2 separate regions of the Homo sapiens genome follow, and region 2 is linked to region 1. Evidence: chromatin loops called from intact Hi-C (ENCODE). Cell type or tissue: stomach. All regions are shown on one strand. Links, peaks and the distances in the headings refer to the core of each region. The heading gives the core; the rest is flanking DNA. Region 1 holds the start of LINC01919 (long intergenic non-protein coding RNA 1919). Region 2 overlaps DCC (DCC netrin 1 receptor).

Evidence for each region. Peaks named below come from ENCODE experiments on the same cell type or tissue, not always from the same donor. Only the 100,000 strongest peaks of a DNase experiment are listed, where the experiment ranks them.
Region 2: it touches region 1 in a loop (4-fold over the local background); 4 of 110 quality-filtered maps call a loop at or near these places.

What each region holds. Positions count from the first base shown.
Region 1 is chr18:53,565,911-53,571,302 of GRCh38, forward strand. All of the region lies in intron 2 of LOC124904304, which reads right to left. It overlaps LINC01919 (long intergenic non-protein coding RNA 1919), which reads left to right and starts at 2,537. Exons shown (of 6, transcript NR_110798.1): 1 at 2,537-2,640. RefSeq lists an enhancer at 725-1,581. In stomach, for the core only: a CTCF peak has its summit at 2,223 (motif pointing right); no DNase peak of the experiment used is centred there.
Region 2 is chr18:53,502,097-53,507,488 of GRCh38, forward strand. All of the region lies in intron 27 of DCC (DCC netrin 1 receptor), which reads left to right. LOC124904304 reads right to left here. Exons shown (of 4, transcript XR_007066375.1): 3 at 3,127-3,224. Among named protein-coding and RNA genes, the nearest start is that of LINC01919, 64 kb to the right of the region's middle. In stomach, for the core only: no CTCF peak of the experiment used is centred there; no DNase peak of the experiment used is centred there.

The DNA.
Region 1 (5,392 bases), core at 177-5,176:
TATAAGCAACTGTTGGAGAAAAGAAGGAAAAAGAGAAGATCACCAATTCCTGAGTGAAATGTGCGGCAGATTCTGATGCATTCAGTTCCTAACAACATTTGTCTTTGTGGGCTACAACCACTGGCCTAGAAAAGAAAACAAGTATCTCTGGAGTCAGCAGGATGAAAGCTGGAAGAACTGACTAAATCAGCGCTTCTCAAGATTCTCCAGGCCATGGATAATGTCGAAGACAAACACTTCTGGCATCATCCAGCACACACATTCTTCAACTGTTCCTATTAAAATACTTCTCTTGAGCAAATGAACACACATAATTCTTTGAACAAAACATAAACAAAAATGTAATTCAGTGGTTGGGTGCGGTGGCTCATGTCTGTAATCCCAACATTTTGAGAGGCTGAAGCGGGAGGATTGCTTGAGGTCAGGAGATCGAGACCAGCCTGGACAACATGATGAAACCCTAGGTCTACTAAAAACACAAAAATTAGCTTGGCATGGTGGTTCAGGCCTGTAATCCCACCTACTTGGGAGGCTGAGGCACGAGAATCACTTGAACCAGGAAGGTGGAGTTTGCAGTGAGCCAAGATTGAGCCACTGCATTCTAGCCTGGACCACAGAGCAAGGCTCTGGCTCAGAAAACAAAAAAGAAAAAAGAGAAAAGAAATGTAATTCAGACACAAAGTAATTTTTAGACATAAAAATTGATACTAGCCTATATAGATATTAATACTTAAGCCTACAGTGGGAGGTCACCATCCATGATCGTGGGTTTACCCAGGCATTCTATAGTCACGACCAGTCATTTTCAGAACAAATTATTAAGTTTCTCTGTAATGTGTCCTTACTCCACACACACAAACACACACACACACACACACACACACAGACACTCTCTCTCTCTCTCTCACATTACCCACTCCCAGGCAAACTAGATGTTTTGAATTGCTAATGGTGCAATTTAAGGCACTGTAGGTGGTATATTATAAGTTCCTTTCAAATATTGCAGGATGGATCTGTTAATGAGGGATTCTTCACAGGTTAAAAGAAGGAATCATTTCTAAAAAGCCCAGAGGAATTCCAGACTTCAAAGCTGCATTTTTCACTCTGTTTATAGTCATTAGGTCCCATGAACAGAAATTTAAAATCATAAGATACCAGGAGATAATGGGGATTTCTAATGACTAAAGGTAAAATGTCTAGACTCTCTTTGTGATGTTATACTGCAATAACTTGAAAATGAGGTAAAACAAAAACAATCATAAAAAATTAAGGTGAAACAAAAGATCACTTAACTTATGAATTTTTAAAGTGTGGGTCCAGGTTAGCTAAGTTTCCCTTTTAACTATGACTTAGGCTTTTGGGGAGCCCCTGCTGAGAAATAGATGTCTTACTAGATATCTCAGAGTTACAACTAAGGTAGAAAGCATTTTGACATAATTATGCATGTTTGTATTTATAAAGAGGTATTTTTTATTATGCTTATTATTTGGTTTTCTCCTAGAGTAGGTCAGAACACTTTCTCAAGCTGTTTTCTTGATGCAAAGATATCCATTGCACATCCAGAGACACACACACACACCATCAGAAAGCAATATCTATGTGGCATCCGGTAATATGGTGTTTTAGTCTGTTTTCTGTTGCTGTAACATAACACCACAAACAGCAATTTATTTTTTTGAAAAATTAAGTGTATTTAGTTCATGGTTGCAGAGGCTGAGAAGTCCCAGCGCATGGTGCTGGCATTTAAAGAAGGCCCTCTTGTTGCATCATAACATGGCAGAGGGGATCATAAGGTGAAAGGGCAAGAGTATGCCATCTCAGCTCCCTCCTCCTCTTCTTATAAAGCCATCAGTCCCACCATGGGAGCCCCACCTTGATGACCTTATCTAATCCTAATTACCTCCCAAAGGCCCTACCTCCAAATACTATCAATGTATGAATTTGGGGATTAAGTTTTCAACACATGAGATCTGGGGTATACATTCAAACTATAGCATATGGTAGTATCTGTCAGCTTCAGTCTTTTAGATTTCCTTTAGGATCACTGCAATCATAAGCATATGCCACAGACATCAGAATTCTCTTTGGGCGTTCTTATTATGTCTCTTGGAATAATTATATATGGCTGCCTCCCTTTTCTCAAAATCACAAGACTTCGTCTCATTAAGTCTGTGGTGAAATTGTTTCCCTGTCAACTGGTAAATGGTTGTAATTACAGCAGAAAACCACCAGATGGCAAAATGGCAAACTCACATGAATCCAGATAATAAAAGGGTCTTCCTTTCTTTGAGGGCTTCCTTCAAAAACCTTGGCCTGCGATGGCCTGGATTGCAGGAGTCCTATGATGTTGGCTAGTCGGTGTAATTGTCGGGCTTTTCCCTTAATCCATTTATGCCTGAGGTTGCAATTTTTTGAATTTTTGCAATTAGACCTTGGCGATGACCTTGAGCAGTAGGATATAAATAACTCCCTTGTGTTTAGCATTCCAGTAATGGAACACTAGCCATAATAAACCGTTCCAAAAATGCGTTCTAATGGCTCTCAAGCAAGGTCCACTTGCAGTGAAATAAACCAGAGGTTTGAATCATGGCTTGATACGAAATTATTGGAAAGAATATGGCGATGACATCCACAATGCCGGTAAATACGTTAGTATTTGGAGGACTCCAAAGGGTGGATCTGAGAGTGGAGAATGAATATACAAATCTCTAGCCTCTGGAATAGCATTATGTAAAGGCTCTGGAAAACATGGTTCCTCAAAAATCCCATTTCCGTGTTAAATCATCCTCTCATCTGGGCATTTGACTTCATAACTAATTTAAGTCCCTCTATTTGCAGTTGAAGCCCCTCTCCTTTCCTCCAGTTAACAGGAGGCTTTGAAAATGAAATATCTTTTAAAATTATTCACAAATATTCTGGTGGGACACCAAGCACACCACTTCCATATCAGATGCATTAACTTACTCATATTTTATGCATATAACTTTATATATCCATTATGAGGCAGAAAAATGATTCTGGAGATCTATGTGAATTACCTATAACTTGAATCACAACCTAAATAATATCACTATTATTCAAGGTTTTTTATTGAATATGTTTTATTTCTGCTTTAAAAGCATATTATATTTGATTTAAATGGAGTAATAAAAAGAGGAGTATTCTGATATAACCCTATAAATCATCAATTTAAAAGTAGATCTTAAGATTTCCTTATTTCCTTAATTTAGCAAGTGATTTCCAAGCTGGTGTATGGAGATAAGTAGTAATATACAAAAATGCTAACATGGGCTAGTGAACCTCTTTCATTATTTGAAAAAGCAGAATAGAAACTGAGCAGTTACCAACAAGAAGCCTCTGTCAGATAAACTAAATTTTTTCTGCTCTGGCATAGAATTATATCAGCTCAATTGAATGTGAAACGATAATGACAATATTAATAATTAATGCTTATAATAACTAATGACAAAGATGATGCTGAGTCATTTAATATTTGCAGTGTTGCCATGAGTCAGGATGTCCTCATATTATACATAATGTAACTGAGGCTAACATGTCTTTTATTCAGCAATTTGCATATGGTTTTAATGTTTCTAACAATTGAGCTTTACTATTATGAGTATTTTTGGAATAACTATCAGAAGCTCTGATAGTCATTGTGTATAAATTTACATAGATTTTGCAGTTTATCATTGCAAACATAACATTTCAGGGTAGTCATAAATATTGGTACATAAAATACATGAGTAAAATTTGAAAATGAATAGCTAATCTGGAAAAGTTTGGAAACCTCTGTTGTAGGCAGTGAAGACACAGCCTTCAACGAAAGAGTGTTGATTGGTGAAACCTTTTCCAAATCTTCATGCTGATTATTGAGCAGGTTAAAATACATATAGCTCTCCATATTACCTTTCATGCATAACAAGAATGGAAAAACCATAGACCCTCATAATAAGGGGCTCAGAATAGTAAGGATCCAACTCATGTTAGATATCATGGGGGGAGGCAGGGAATGGCTTCTCTTTTCTCATTCTCTTCAGCTTTTTCTTTTTCGTTCTGATTTTGAAGATGTTTTCTTCAACTCATCTTCCACATATTCTTTTTAAAGGTTTTCTGCTAGGATCTTTCAAACTCTGAAATATCTTCTCAGTTTCTGAATGTTCATTTTTACAGTATTTTGATTTTATACGTGCTGTATGCTCTTTTGCCTTCTAAGATATAAATATACATTTTGTTGAAATTTTCTTCTGTTTGCTGCACTTCCTTGATTATTAATTATTTGAGGCCCTTTTATATTTATTGGTCACTTTAAGATCTCTTTTTTGAAGTATTTTTTCAAGTCTAATGTCCATACTTCTACTAAGTTAAAAGGACTTAGGAATTATATCTCCCTTTTGCCGTTCCCTAGAATAGTATGCATGAATTTGATGCTAATGATGAAGCCACTTTATGCTTAGTTTTTAAATTGCAGATTCAATTTATTTAATAACTATAAGACCATATAAACTTTGATTTTTTACAGTTTCAGTTTTGGTAAGATATGCTTTTTTATTTTCCCATTTATTCTAAACTTTCATATTTATTTACAACATTTTACCATTTTTTGGTGTCTATAAGATTGTTAGTAGCTTTTCATCTTTTTCATTAGTGCTATTTTTAGTGTTTTTTTTCCTTTTTTCCTATTACTAAGGGTTTATGAGTGCTGTCGTTTTTTTCCCCAAGAATTAACTTTCAGTTTAGTTTATGTTAGCTATATTTCCTATGTTACCATCTGCTCTTATTTATTCTATTTTCTGTCTTCTATTCTCTATCAGTTTTATTTTTCCTAACTTCTTGAGATTATGCTCAGCATTCTGTCTCTACCAATTTCAAAGGGTTAAAATAATATAGAATATATTTTTAAAGATAGTAAAATGCAGGTGAAAGAACAACAAGATAAATTTTAAAGCTCCCTAAGTTTGGAAGTTAAGAAGTTTATTTCGAGATAATTCATGGGTGAAGGACGACACAACAATAGAAATTAGAAAATATTTGGCACTGAATTATAAGAAACATAGCATTTATTGAGACTTGTGGGATATAGCAAAAGCCAAACTTATGGATAATGTATAACATAAATGTAGATTTTTAAAATCTGGAAATAAATGACATTTGTTAATGTTCAAAGAATATATTCTATATGATTTTAATTGGTAGAGACAGACAACATGGGCCAGCATATGTTTATTTTTGGTAAATGGTTCTTATGTATCTAAAGTGAACACACATTCTGCATGCTATTGTGTGCAGCATTCTATATATGTCAGTTGAACGATTTGTTAGTAATGTTGTCTGAATTCATATCCTTAGGAATTATTTGACCTACTTCTTCTATCATGCGCTGAGGTGGGTT
Region 2 (5,392 bases), core at 177-5,176, 64 kb before region 1:
CATGGTACCCTTAAGATCCTTCTTTTGTTTTTATTTGAACTATTTCTCTCAAGCCATCTCTTCTTTCCTATTTTCAGATATCTCTGGCTAGAGTTTTTGTTTGATTTTATGTTTTTTATAGCTCCTCTTTAAATGCCACTCCTCTCCCCCACTCAACTGGAGGCATGCCCCGCCATCCCTTTGGAATTATTAAATTCTTTTTCCTTTAGTGTTTCTCTCTTATTGTCTTCCTATGATTCCTGTTCATTTCATAATGTCTTACCTCATGATTTTCAAATAAGTTCTTCCTGCATTGCTCCTGACACATGGTAAATAGCATGCTTTTTAAAAGGGCTAATGTTTACTTATTCTGATAGAAAAAGAAAATTAGCAGACTGACAAATGTATTAGCTGTGACATTAACTACATGCTTCTTAGACTTAAAGATGAAATACTTAGAGCTTTCAACAAGTTTTGATTCTAAGAAAATCATTACTTTCCTCAAACCGATTGATGAAGTAAAGTCATTCTCTTGTCAGCTTTTAAAAAAAATACCTCAAATAATTTTACTGTGGATTTCACAAGAAAGGACTGCATAATTAGTGATGAATTTATCTTTACTTACCGCAAGTAATTACTTTAGAATATGGTAATGTGAGGCATTGCTCTAATTTTTAAAAATGAGAAACTTCTACTTTGAAAGCTTTGAGATTAGGATCAAGGAAGAAGCTCTTTCCCCACTCAAATTCCTGTGTGTGAATTTGCTTTTTTTTTTAAATTTATTTTATTTTAGGTTCTGGGGTACATGTGCAGGACATGCAGGTTTGTTACATAGTTAAACGTGTGCCATGGTGGTTTGCTGCACCTATCAACCCATCACCTAGGTATTAAGCCCTGCATGCATTAGCTATTTTTCCTGATGCTCTTCCTCCCTTCACCCTACCCACCGACAGGCCCCAGTGTGTGCAGTGTGTGTTGTTCCCCTCCCTGTGGATTTTCATGGGCAACACCATCAGTCTGTGCCTTAGTTTGCCTCCCAATAAGGCACACAGAGCTATGCTTGCAGCAGTTTTACATGGGTCTAGGGCAAAACATATTATGCAGTAATAGTCTCCATGGGGTTGCAGAGCATTTTGCAATATTTTTATAGTAAGCAGTAATTAGAAAGCCATTCTGTTGTCATAACGACTGAAATTCTGCTTACCTGAAAACAGATTCATTTCCTCAATTTTTTTTCCTTCCACCTGCTGAGTTAAAAATGTAACTTACAAGACTCTAGGGTATTTATGGTGTTTCTTACAATTTCATCATCACCTTATAATAGAGTGCTTCCATTTTTTAATGCTTTATCTATAGACGTGAATAACCGTGAGATCTTTACACATTTCATGGAGGCTGCAATCACTACACTTTGCAAATCACAAATGTAGACATGTAAGTGATTTGGCTTAGTCCACTTTCAGGTTAAATAGAAAATGTTTGATAGAGTATTGGGCTTATTGCATTATAGATCTGACATAAATTTTACAAAGGGCTAAGATAGGGTGTGTGGGTTTTTTTCTTCTTTACTAGTTAAAATTCCTTTTAGTGATCAGCTGCACTTTAAATGAACCTGGGTTAGGAGACCATTTGTCTTCTAGAGATGTAATTCTAAAGGGAAAGAAAATGTGATCTCTTAAATAGTGACCTTTATATCATAATACTCTTTTATAACATTAGCCCCCTGGACCTCTTGCAACTTTGTAAAACTCCATAAGCACTATATTTTCCTTCATTTACACATTGCATTTTACACACATATATTTATAAAAGCAAAACTCCAGAGCATTCTGATCTTTTCCATCTTCAAGGGATCAATATGTCAGTGGACATGACAAGTCCAAAACTCACTTCATTGTACTGCGAAATTGAGTTTGATTTTCCCCGTGCAAATTGTGGCATGTGCTTTAATTTGTCTGAGGACTGAAGACAAGGAGGGGGTGGAGGTGGCTGACAGTGGACAGAAAAGGCGTTTGATTTATATTTTATGGATGGTTGGGAAATCATGTATTCCTGCTGTAACCTGATCTTTTTGGCAGGCCTTATTTCAGTAAATCTGCTATCACACAAAACTGCCAATAAATTACTATAATGCCTTAATACAATTGCTTTCCCTGAGCCACTCGTAGGCTGCCATTGCGGGTATTCATCAAGAATACCACACGAGTGTTCCATTCTGCTAAAATCAGCCACAGGCAGAGGTCATGGGAGATCAGACATCCTTTAGAAGGTGACACAAGACGGTCATTTTAAAGGCCAGTCAGATAGAATAAATCATTGGCACAGCTAAATAGGAGAGATGTGTTGATTTGCTGTTATTGAAGCCAATACTTCCAATCAATGCTATAGTGGAAAATTACACTACATCTAAGTTTCATCTCATGTGAAAGCTATCGGTGTGGCTTTTTGGTAGACATCTCCTTGAAATTTTCCTGTCCTCACTCCTAACAGAATTAGGATGATTCGATTTGGTCTGGTCATCCTAAATTACCATTGGTAAAATGTAATTAAGGCAAATTTAAGTATCAATAATGTTTGTGACTCTGGAACCTACCTACTTGGTGGCTTAATAAATTAGTATTTCCTCTGAGGTTTTAGAAAATAAATATTAATAGGAAAAGAGCTCTGTTAATTGCCCAGAGGAGAGAGAAATAATTTCTAGAAGAGTCATTATGCGTAAGCCAAGTAATTGATGCCCTATTTATAAGTGACAAAGCAGAGGCCTAAAAACGTTAGGTAGCTTGCCCAAGGTCAACAATTGAGGTGACAGCCAAATGTAAAGAATTTGGAGAAATGTTTTTTTGTTTGTTTGTTTGTTTTTTTAACTAACTTTGAAGATAGATAGATACAGGATTTTACCTAGCTTTTTTGTGATGTTAACAGTTATTCTTAGAGTGACTTTTTCCCCCCCTAAAAGGGGTCTTCTAGGATCCTAATAATTAAATATTCTTTAGGAGGAACTACATCAGGTAAGTTAAGTCATTTAGCTGAGTGTTTGAGTAAACATTTTATTCCTTTATGTTGGCATTACATGGAGAGGAGATGTTATAGCAAAAGTAGCAACTAGCTGGAGCACTCTGGAATAGCTGCCATCTGCCTTTAACTCACCTGTCCAGTCTGTCTGTCGAGTATCCCTCTACGGTAAGGCAGGAAGCCAGGGGCTGACATCTGACATCTGTTGCTTTCACCATCACTGATGGCCAAGGCTTTAGAAACAAATTAAAAAAAATAAAGATGAGCATAAAGAAGTATATAAGAGTTTAAGGCATATGGGACTATTGCTTACAATGGGAGTTGGAGAGTGTGAGCATAGGTCAATGAGAGCAAAAACTGAACAGCTAGTATTTTTCAGAATTGCAAAAACTTCTTTTGGGGAGGGAGTGAATGACTGCAGTAGAAAAGTTTGAGTCCCTTTTATGAAAGGTTTGCCCAATTACAAGAAAATATCGCATCAAGAATTGTTAGACCATATATGAAACTGAAGTTAACTATATCAACCTAATACAATGAAACTCTGAGGTTAAAGTATTCAGTGGCCATCCAGATAATCGTAAGAGAAAGTGAAAAATAATAAATAATCTATTTTCAGAACTTTGTAACCTAATAGAAGACATAATTCGAAACATGTAAGCTACAAAGAATGTACTTGGATTATACTGCAGAGTGGGTGGCCGCATGAGTGACAGAAGGAATGGTGAAGGAAAGGTGGGCAGTAGGTTGTTTTCAAGGCAGTAAATATTCCTTTTACATTTCTTATACACTTGATGGGTCACATGGTTAACTACTGCTGTATAGATTTTGTTGTTGTTTTGAAATATTTTGAAAATAAAGCATCTTTTTAAAAATCAACTTACATAAAAGTAGTAAGGCTTATGCTTTATACTTTGTCACCTTTTTATAGTTTACAGAGGACATTTCCAAATAAATGTATATCTACCTGAGAAGTAACTTTGACCAGCATTACCAATACAGAGGTCAATATTTAGAGAGGTTGAATACCTTTCAACTTTTCCAGGGTCATGTGTCATTATTCTTAGGACCTTCATCGCCACCCTTACATATGGTGGACACTCGAATGTTGGTTGAATTGGTCAGAATATAATAAAATAATTAAGGTGAGAGCCAGAATTTGACTGCAGTTCTTCAATTTCAAGTCTAATAATGAGTTTAGACAAACCAGAGCGACTTGTAAGTTTGTAAGGATTAGATATCAGGTACTAGAAAAAGATAAAGGCAGATACGATGAAATAACTTACAAATTCATGAACATTTTATAACATGTTTAATAATCTGAACTATAAATAGCATCTTATGCTAAAGCCAAATAAATTGCATAGAGTGGAAAAGACACTTGAAACCACAGCCCTCGGAAATTCAGTGGTTTATTTTTATGAAAATAAACAGACATGCAGTGGCCTCCATAAAGAAGAATAGAATTCTCTGCGTTCATAGAAAGGAGGCGGCCAGGTGTGGTGGCTCACACCCGTAATCCTAGCACTTTGGGAGGCTGAGGCAGGCAGATTGCCTGAGCTCAGGAGTTCAAGACCAGCCTGGGCAACACAGTGAAACCCCATCTCTACTAAAATACAAAAAATTAGCCGGGCATGGTGTCATGTGCCTGTAATCCCAGATACTCAGGAGGCTGAGACAGGAGAATCACTTGAACCTGGAAGGCAGAGGTTGCAGTGAGCCAAGATCATGCCACTGCACTCCAGTCTGGGTGACAGAGCAAGAGACTCCATCTCAAAAAAAAAAAAAAAAGGAGGAGGAGTGTGGATCAGTGGAAGTCAGTCAGAGTCCTAAGGACTAGTCTCTCCATCATGCCAACTACAGAACTGATTTTGCTCTTCTGAATCTCACTTTTCTCATCTGTGAAATCAGATGGTCTTTCCTCTTTAAGGAGGAAGGAAACATGAAATTCTACAACCTCAGTTACTACAGAAATAAGGGTAGATATTCTCCCTTTCTCCTTTTTGTTTTGTGAAAGACTATGAGTAAGAGAAAGGTTTTAATTTGAATATTTTGAGACTCATGGTATACATTTTAAGTATTCTAAGTAGTTGACAGATCTTTAAAGTTCTTCAATGAGCATCAAGTTACAGTTGCTTTCTTTGGCAGCAAGGGGAAATGTTGAAATAAAGTGCTCACATAAACCTCTGTGCTAATGGACTATTGAAAATGTGTTATGAAAAATCTAACATACTGAAAGCAAACAAAAAGTCTCTGTCATATTAAACAGTTTAACCATCAGCAACCCATTTCTAAAGACATGACCTGTAGTACCTAAAAGACTGTGTGAAAAACAGTCTTCGATTTGAATGTTTATAACTCTTATCTTACTAGCAGGGACTTATAAACGAATTCAGGTGTCATG